Linked DNA regions of Homo sapiens: region 2 is linked to region 1. A link is an interaction called in ENCODE POLR2A ChIA-PET data of the cell type or tissue named here. Cell type or tissue: PC-9. All regions are shown on one strand. Each heading gives the region's core, and the rest is flanking DNA. Links, peaks and the distances in the headings are about the cores only. Region 1 overlaps GAB1 (GRB2 associated binding protein 1). Region 2 overlaps GAB1 (GRB2 associated binding protein 1).

What was found. Peaks named below come from ENCODE experiments on the same cell type or tissue, not always from the same donor. Only the 100,000 strongest peaks of a DNase experiment are listed, where the experiment ranks them.
Region 2: POLR2A ChIA-PET joins it to region 1 with 7 read pairs; 5 of 35 experiments call an interaction of 5 or more read pairs at or near these places.

Annotation. Positions count from the first base shown.
Region 1 is chr4:143,344,425-143,348,825 of GRCh38, forward strand. The region is part of intron 1 of GAB1 (GRB2 associated binding protein 1); the gene reads left to right. Among named protein-coding and RNA genes, the nearest start is that of MIR3139, 3.2 kb to the left of the region's middle. In PC-9, for the core only: no CTCF peak of the experiment used is centred there; a DNase peak (open chromatin) is centred at 2,007; H3K4me3 peaks cover 1,746 bases.
Region 2 is chr4:143,422,231-143,426,631 of GRCh38, forward strand. All of the region lies in intron 2 of GAB1 (GRB2 associated binding protein 1), which reads left to right. It also overlaps the pseudogene RPSAP36. Among named protein-coding and RNA genes, the nearest start is that of MIR3139, 81 kb to the left of the region's middle. In PC-9, for the core only: no CTCF peak of the experiment used is centred there; no DNase peak of the experiment used is centred there.

The DNA.
Region 1 (4,401 bases), core at 158-4,157:
ACGATCTTTCTGTGACTCCTTTTATCTCAGTCTGCCAACTAATACAGAAAACTTATCAAGTCACAGTTCTCTTTATTCTCCCCTCTTGGGGTATAACACACATAAAATTAGCATTCTTTCTTTTTTATATTACCCCTGGCAAAAAGTGGCCCATTGTACTGTGGATTTCCATATTTATTAAATAACTAGGCTCTTCCGTTGCCAGTGGGATGGCTATAGGAGCCTCAATAAATTGTAGATGACAATTTAGGCCTGTAGAATTGCTGAGAAAAGTCATTTTTAGGAACTGGAATTTTTTGCTCATTCTAGGCTTCTATGTTTGAGCATCTTAAATAATAGAAGAATGCCCTAACTGGAAAAAAGAATCATTTCTCTTTTAAGCAATTCACTTATTCATAGGAGCGAAGTTCTCCCTAGTTTAAAAGGTCGCATTACTGAATAAAGTACACTATAACCTAAGAGCTTTTGACCTTCTCCCAGCCCGTTTTTAAAAAGAATTAAGACTATGCACTGTAATGCATGTTTGGTTGTTATCTCTGTTACATTAGCTCTTGAAGCATTCTGATTACAACTTGTAGCTGCCAAGCCCTGTCCTGCAGTATTATCTGGAACAAAAATTTTCCATGTGGTTGTTTTTAGCAGAGCTACTATATGCAAACTGCACGTGAAGGATATAAGTTATAAAGGAATAGAGCTTCTAGAAGGAGAAATGTGAGTTAACTTTTTTCTACCATTTAATCATTCTTTCCTCACCTCTTAGTGTGTGTTTCAATAATGTTTATCATCTTTCTAAACTGAGTTTTCTTTTATTTTTATATATTAGAAAGAATGCCAAATTTACCAAGTGCTTTTCTGATGGTGGTTTTCTTTTCTCCCAGCTTTTTACTTTGAATTCATACTTGGCCTAGGTAGTTCTCTTAAGTTATGTGTTCAAAAAACAATGTCCTAAGAGGAAAAAACAAATGGCCACATTGTCTCATGAATTAAAAACAACATACCAAGAGTCCAAACATTTCAATGTAAAAATATTAAGCCTTTCTTTTTTTAGGAAGACAAATATTAAACTTTGCTTTAACTATCCTGTTGTTTTTCCTTTCCCTTTTTTATTTATTTTCTTTTGGTTTGACTCATGTAGTTTAAATTTATTTTGAAAACAGCTTTATACATACTTCTTTAAGAATACTGCACGTAGGGGAAAGCATCAAACTTCCATTTTACATTTCAAGAGAAAAGTGAGAGGAGGCCATCCTCCTGTCAGAAGAGGGGCAAAATGTCAAATAATACCAAGGTCTTCTAACTTACTTTTACATTGCTTGGTTATTTATCATTATTGCCTAGAGATATTTAGCTATTTAAACATGAAATAAGCAGGTAAATGTAATTTAAGTTAAGCAAGTTTCACATTTGCTTTTGTGAAACGAAATCCTGGACATAAGCATTGGAAGAACTCAACTCATTTTGTTGTAGTTTTTGTTTTAAATAGAAAATAGAGACAGGGTCTCTACATTCCCCAGGCTGGTCTTGAACTCCTGGCCCCAAGTGATCTCTTGCCTCGTTGTAGTTTTTATTGTTGTATTTAACTCATTAGCCAGCCAGTTGTTGTAACATTTTATTTGCTAACTTTTTAAATGAGAGGAAGGTAAAAGCACTCTGTGCCATAGTTCCCTACTCTCTCTTTTCCTATTCATTTCTGCTTCTCTGTGATATAAGCCTAGACATCAAAAATCACAAAATATTTGTGTCCCAATCTTTACACACACATTCTTTCACGAAACTTTTCTCTAAAAAGAGAGTGTTAATTTGTGTCACTCTTACTTAGTAATCAAGAATAGAAATAATAATGTTCCAACTAGCATGTAGATGTTTTTCTCTCCTGAAATGCAGCTTTTAGTTACTGCTGTATTGGGAAATGTGGTTAGGCCACTTTCTGACTGGCAGAACTCCTCCCTGAGATGACTACCTGATGAAAGAATTACCTGCCTGTGTGCCTTCCCAGTTCCAGTCCTTAGCACATTCCCATCACTGCTGTGGCCAGAGTTGGAGTTGCCAAGACTAAGGTGCTGGTGGAGGGATGACTCCTTGATTATCGAGAGAGAAGTGCTTTAATCTTTGACTTTTGTAAGAGAGATACTAGGTAAAAGCTACCTTCAGCGTTTTGAATTCCAGTGCTGTTGTGTAGAGCTTGATGAGGAACGATTACCTCATTCAGCTAGGGAGGTATTTTTTGAACCCTCTACCCTCTGGCAAAGTTATAATTGACCCCAAAGTTATGTAGGATTATTTACTTTACATGTTCTTGACAGTTTCAGGTTTAAATGTTTGAAGTGTTGAGAAAAGGTAAAAGGAAATATTGAACTCCTAATAATGTAAAATATTTGGGAAGGTACTTTGTTCCTAGTGATGCTGTTACATAAAACCAAAGCCTTCTGAGTAATCTTTGCTGGGTATGTAGGTCATTTACCTCCAAAGAAAAAGGCACACAATTAAACTGGTGCTGTTGAACGGTATTATTTTTCTTTCTATTCCTTTAAGCAGTCAAATAGTTGAGAGTCAAATTTATAAATGTTGACTGTTTCAAATGGGAAAAGCAAGCGTAATATATTTTTCTAGTTGATTTTCATAGTGACCCACAGTATACAGAGAAAAAGGTATATACACAGGAATCTGTGAAAATTATGGCTTCATTTATCATTCTTCGGTGTTTGTAATAGGATATTAATTTCCAGAGGACAGAGATGGCATTTGTTCTCTTGTCTCAAATATACAGTATGGTGCCTTGCATATACTCTTGAACAGCACAATCAAATAATTGTAGAATTTTGAGCCTAAAATTGTAAATTCTCTTGTCCAATGTTTCTTAACCTTTTCTAACCCACTCCTCTCTCATGTATTGTTTGAGTGTCCTTTGGCTTTTAATCCAGTTTTACTTTCTATGATTTGCATTACAAAAACAATAGCTATATTGAAACTTTTTTCTAATTACACATATCTCCTTCTCCACCAGTCAAGAATCCAACCCACTCCTTTTACAGGGAATGAAAATAAGCCTAAGGGAGGTGAATTGATTAGTCCAAAGTCATATTACTTAACCAGTTGTTCTGTTGGGGTCCATCTCTCCCCTCCCAGATAAAATCCTTTCCGTCAGAGTGAATGCCCACATGAACAGGGCACTGTGAAGAATGCAAAAGAAGAGGACCAAGTGAACACTGTTTTCACCTTTGAGAGCTGTGTGCTGCTAGGGGACATAGGTTGCACTTAGTTCTACAAATTACATCATGATCAGTGATGTGTGAGACATTCTGGTAGAAGAATCCAGCAGAGAGGTTAATTCAGGTACTCTGTGAAGGCTTAATGAAGGTGGCAAGAGGCATTTCACCAGCACCTTAAAAGATGGATTCAGTTTTCAAAGATGAGGCTGGAGTAAGATCTGATTTCTGTTTCTCCTTTTCCCAGCCAGACTCTTGCATTGTTGTTTACATTTGGCTCTTCCTCTTTTTCACCTGCTGTTCATTTCATAATGGAATACAGCTGGGTCCTTTTTCCATCACCCTTATTTAAACACCAGTCTCTGATGTTCCTAAGTGTTGGAGTTCTTGAGGGTTCCAGTGCTAGCCCTGGTTGGTCTCCTCCTCTTTTCATCTTTGTTAGTTGGTTCTTCATCTGTTGTGAAATCGTGAACTCCTTTGAAAATTTGAGGCTCCCAGTTCCCATAAGAACTCTTACTAACTTATACACAAACATTATTATAATCTTGGATGTTTTCTGACCTTTAAAGCTCATCTATGGCTCTTAACACCTAGTTAAATGCCCTGAATTATATGTTGATAATTTGAGTACTCTTTCTCAGCCCATTTCTCATTCCAGATCTATGGCTCTAATGGTTTAAATCCAAAACTGCTTATATAGCCCACAGCAACTCAGAGTCAGAATGCCCACAGCAGATCTTATCATCCTTTCCCTTAAACCTGGTCCTCTTGGCTGTTCCTTGTACAGTGGCTCAGCCAGAAGGTTTTCTTTGACTTTTCTCTCTCTCTCATTCTCCACACCCAGTGACCAAACCCTGTCGGTTTTACCTTCCAAGTATCTTGATTTATTGGCCACTCTTGCCTAGGCGATATTTGCCTTTCTTCTGGATTGCTGCAATAGCCAGTTGCAGTTGCTGCTCTCTGCCTCCTCTTGGGCCCCTCTTAGCTGTCTTATCAAGGCAGCCAGAGTGACTTTTCTGAAATACCAATCTGATAATGCCATTCCATAGCTCGAAGCTGTTCTGCCGCGCTCTTTTGCTCTTCGGAGTGCCTCTGCCTCTTCCCTTGGCTTGCATGGCCCTTTATGTGGCAGCAGCACATCCATCCAGTAGTGTTTGTTGCTTCCTTCTCCACTCAGTCTCTCCCCTTCAGCTAT
Region 2 (4,401 bases), core at 310-4,309, 78 kb after region 1:
ATTATTAAGCACACCAGATAAATCATTAATCAATAGAAGCAGAGTAACCCTGACCTGTTTACATTTAATTGTGAACATAAAGGTAAACTTTTACACTAGAAACCAAAAAAATTATTCTATCAGTAGATATAGCCCATCTTCAGAGAAAATAAATGTATTTGGTCTCCTGAAAAGAACATGGGGATCACCACAGTTTTATTATTATATGCTCAGATACAGTAATTTAGTGGTTACAAACTCAAAGAGCCTATCACATCAAGTTTGAAACGTTCTACCTTACCAATAAGAAAGAGTAGAATTGTTTCCTAGGGCTTCAACTCTTCTACCATTTGGGGTTTCTTTAAGTAATTATTTTGAATGTTTAGAGGCATTGTCTTGGCACCCCAACTTTTGTGAGGGATACTAACACAAGGGTATTATGGTTTCAAATAGGATAAACTGTGCATTAGGCTAGGGGTCATGTGGGCCAGTTTATTATTTGTGGATTTCATCACATGATAATCTACTCTTCACTGGAAGCTTGTTCACTGAAAGGCTTTCCCTAGCAGTACTTAATAGCTTCCTAAGTAAATTTCAATTAGGAGTTTGCTCCAGCAGCTTATTAGCCTTTAATGGATGTTAATTATACTCTTCATGCCTTCTGATTTAAGAAATGGGAAATAATTTTACACACATAAGCAAACCCTAAACTAATGTTTAGTTCTTAGAAGCTTGATACCAGCATTACTTAGAAAGAGCAGTAAGTCAGAAACTCAAGGCAGAAAGCAAAATGGTCTATTCTATTACTGGTACAGTAGTATAGAATAGAGGCAAATCACAAGTCTTTATAAAGTAGAACAGAAGTTTATTTTTTCAGACCAGTTGCTTAGCTTTGGTCAGAAATGCAATGTTCGAGAATATTTACACACAGTGCAATGCTTGTATTAAAATATGCAGAGCTGAGTACATAGTCAAATTAACATGAGTAAAATAATCCCAAAGACTACAACTTTGAAGATAGTGCATTGTCTGAGCCAAAGTAGTGAAGTAGTTCCCTCTTCCCTTTTAAAGTCCTTTGTATGTTAATGTGGTTTGGAGTGGTTGGGGTTTCTTTAATGGCTGTTTAAAGGTCTTTTCATGATCTTGCTAGCAAACATAATGAAAGTTTTTCTGTAGTTATTGCCTCTTAGAAGTGTGTAAGTCTTCAGCTGGGCACGGTGGCTCACGCCAGTAATCCCAGCACTTTGGGAGGCTGAGGCATGTGGATGATGAGGTCAGGAGATCGAGACCATCCTGGCTAACACAGTGAAACCCCATCTCTACTAAAAATACAAAAAAATTAGCCAGGCGTTGGTGGTAGGTGCCTGTCATCCTGGCTAACACAGTGAAACCCCATCTCTACTAAAAATACAAAAAAATTAGCCAGGCGTGGTGGCAGGTGCCTGTAGTCCCAGCTACTCGGGAGGCTGAGGCAGGAGAATGGCGTGAACCCGGGAGGCGGAGCTTGCAATGAGCCAGATCGCGCCACTGCACTCCAGCCTGGGCAACAAAGCGAGACTCCATCTCAAAAAAAAAAAAAAGTGTATATATATATATATATATATATATATATATATATATATATATATGTCTTCACGTGCTATGAAAAGGATATTTTTTTTTTAAAAAAAAGGAAACTTTGAATCTCTGTCCTCTTTTCAGAAAATTGAGAGGATCTTGCAGGTATAAAGAGGGTAAGACACTTCTGTCATTTACAGGTGGGAGAAGTGGAAGGTTAAAAATGAGATGGTCCTATTGTGTTAATAAAACAAAGTCAGACAAACGTAATTGCCTGGCTAGGTGATTTTCTTTTCTACTCAGTGCATTTAGTGTATAGCCATGAAGTTTAAAAAAAGTGTTAAAAGTGTATCTGTAAAAACAACCACCTGAAAAAGTTATTTTAGTAGTTGCAGTGAAAAGCTAGAATTCATACTGTTTCATATAGGGAAGTATTTCCAGTGAGTAGTGTTTTTTGGTCAGAACTAAAAATTGAGCTGGTTTATTCCATTTTACCATGCCTGTACTGTAGAGGAAAGGGGAAGTATATGGAATACACTTGTGAATACAGTGTGTAGGATACATTAACAGTTTTCTGAGTGGGCTGCTCTTTTTTCCTCAATACTGTATATATTTTTCTTAAGCTCTTCTTTAAAAGATAAATATTTTTCATACTTCTCTTAAATCCTCAAGGATTAACTCTGAGTCACCATTTGTGGTATTTTAAATCCTTTTAAATAAATCTCTGTATTTGCAACTGAATCAAAACAGTAAAACATTTCACAGGGTAGGATCTGATGACCATTTTATAATCAACATTTTTAGATACCACAAGAGGTACTTATGAGCATCCACTGAAATTATGGCATTATGTCATATAAATATCCAAAAATTCATTTTTTTATTCTTATGTTTATATATAAGAAAGAAAAGGCTGGGCACGGTGGCTCCCTGTAATCCCAGCACTTTGAGAGGCCGAGGCAGATGGATCACTAAGTCAGGAGATTGAGATCATCCTGGCCAACATGGTGAAACCCTGTCTCTACTAAAAATACAAAAGTTAGCTGGGCGTGGTGGCGTGTGCCTGTAGTCCCAGCTACTCGGGAGGCTGAGGCAGGAGAATCACTTGAACCAGGGAGTTGGAGGTTGCAGTGAGCCAAGATTGTTTCACTGCACTCCAGCCTGGTGGCAGAGCGAGACTCCGACTTTAAAAAAAGAAAAAAAAAGGCCTTTCTGTGCTACCCACAGAGGGGTCCATACGGCGTTGTTCTGGATTCCCGTTGTAACTTAAAGGGAAACTTTCACAATGTCCAGAGCCCTTGATGTCCTGCAAATGAAGGAGGATGTCCTTAAGTTCCTTGCAGCAGGAACCCACTTAGGTGGCACCAGTCTTGACTTCCAGATGGAATAGTACATCTCTAAAAGGAAAAGTGATGGCATCTACATTATAAATCTGAAGAGGACCTGGGAGAAGCTTCTGCTGGCAGCTCATGCCATTGTTGCCGTTGAAAACCCTGCAGATGTCAGTGTTATATCCTCCAGGAATACTGGCCAGAGAGCCATGCTGAAGTTTGCTGCTGCCACTGGAGCCAATCCAATTGCTGGTCACTTCACTCCTGGAACCTTCAGATGCAGACAGCCTTCTGGGAGCCATGGCTTCTTGTGGTTACTGACCCCAGGGCTGAAGACCAGCCTCTCATAGAGAGAGGCATCTTATGTTAACCTACCTACCATTGCTCTGTGTAACACAGATTCTCCTCTGTGCCATGTGGACATTGCCATCCCATGCAACAACAAGGGAGCTCACTCCGTGGGTTTGATGTGGATGCTGGCTCGGGAAGTTCTGCGCGTGCGTGGCACCATTTCCCGTGAACATCCATGGGAGGTCATGCCTGAACTCTACTTCTACAGAGATCCTGAAGTGATTAAAAAAGAAGAGCAGGCTGCTACTGAAAAGGCAGTGACCAAGGAGGAATTTCAGTGTGAATGGACTGCTCCAGCTCCTGAGTTCACTGCTACTCAGCCTGAGGTTGCACACTGATCTGAAGGCATGCAGGTGCCTTCTGTGCCTCTTCAGCAGTTCCCTTCTGAAGACTGGAGCACTCAGCCTGCCATAGAAGACTGGTCTGCAGCTCCCACTGCTCAGGCCACTGAATGGGTAGGAGCAACCACTGGAAGGTCTTAAGCTGTTCTTGCACGGGTTCTTAAGCAACATGGAAAATAAACATCAGTATCTAAATAAAAAAAATTTTAAAAATTACAAAAAAAGAAAAAATTAACTCCAGGTATAAGGTGTTAGAGTTTGTTAGATGAGCTATGAAGACTTGACATTACATGGAGTATAGTAAAGATAAAAAGTTAGAGGTTGGTTCACCTTCTATTTACTCAGGCCAGATTCTCTAACAGAATATTTTTGAACTTGATTCATCTAGGAGTGCTCAGAGTTTTTGAGGAGCAAATCCCAAAACTGCACATGCAGGTGAATGGGTCTTAACAGATTTGGAAGTGCCCCTTGCCTTAATTTCTTCTGACTTGACACAAAGTCTGTAATTCCAGCACTTTGGGAGACTGAGGCTGGAGGATCTCTTGAACCCAGGAGTTTGAGACCAGCCTGGGCAACATGGTGAGACACTGTCTCAACAAAAAGTTTAAAAAATTAACCAGATGTGGTAGTGTGTGCCTGTAGCCCCAGCTACGTAGGAGGGGAGGATTGCTTGAGCCCAGGAGTTCCAGGCTGCAGTAAGCTAAGATGGTGCCACTGCACTCCAGCCTGGGCACAGAGGGAGACCTTGTCTCAAAAAATAAAAATAAATAAATAATAAAACAAACAGAGCGCTCAGTGAGTGTCTGCCCTGTGAATGAAACATTTTTTCAGCATCTGCAATG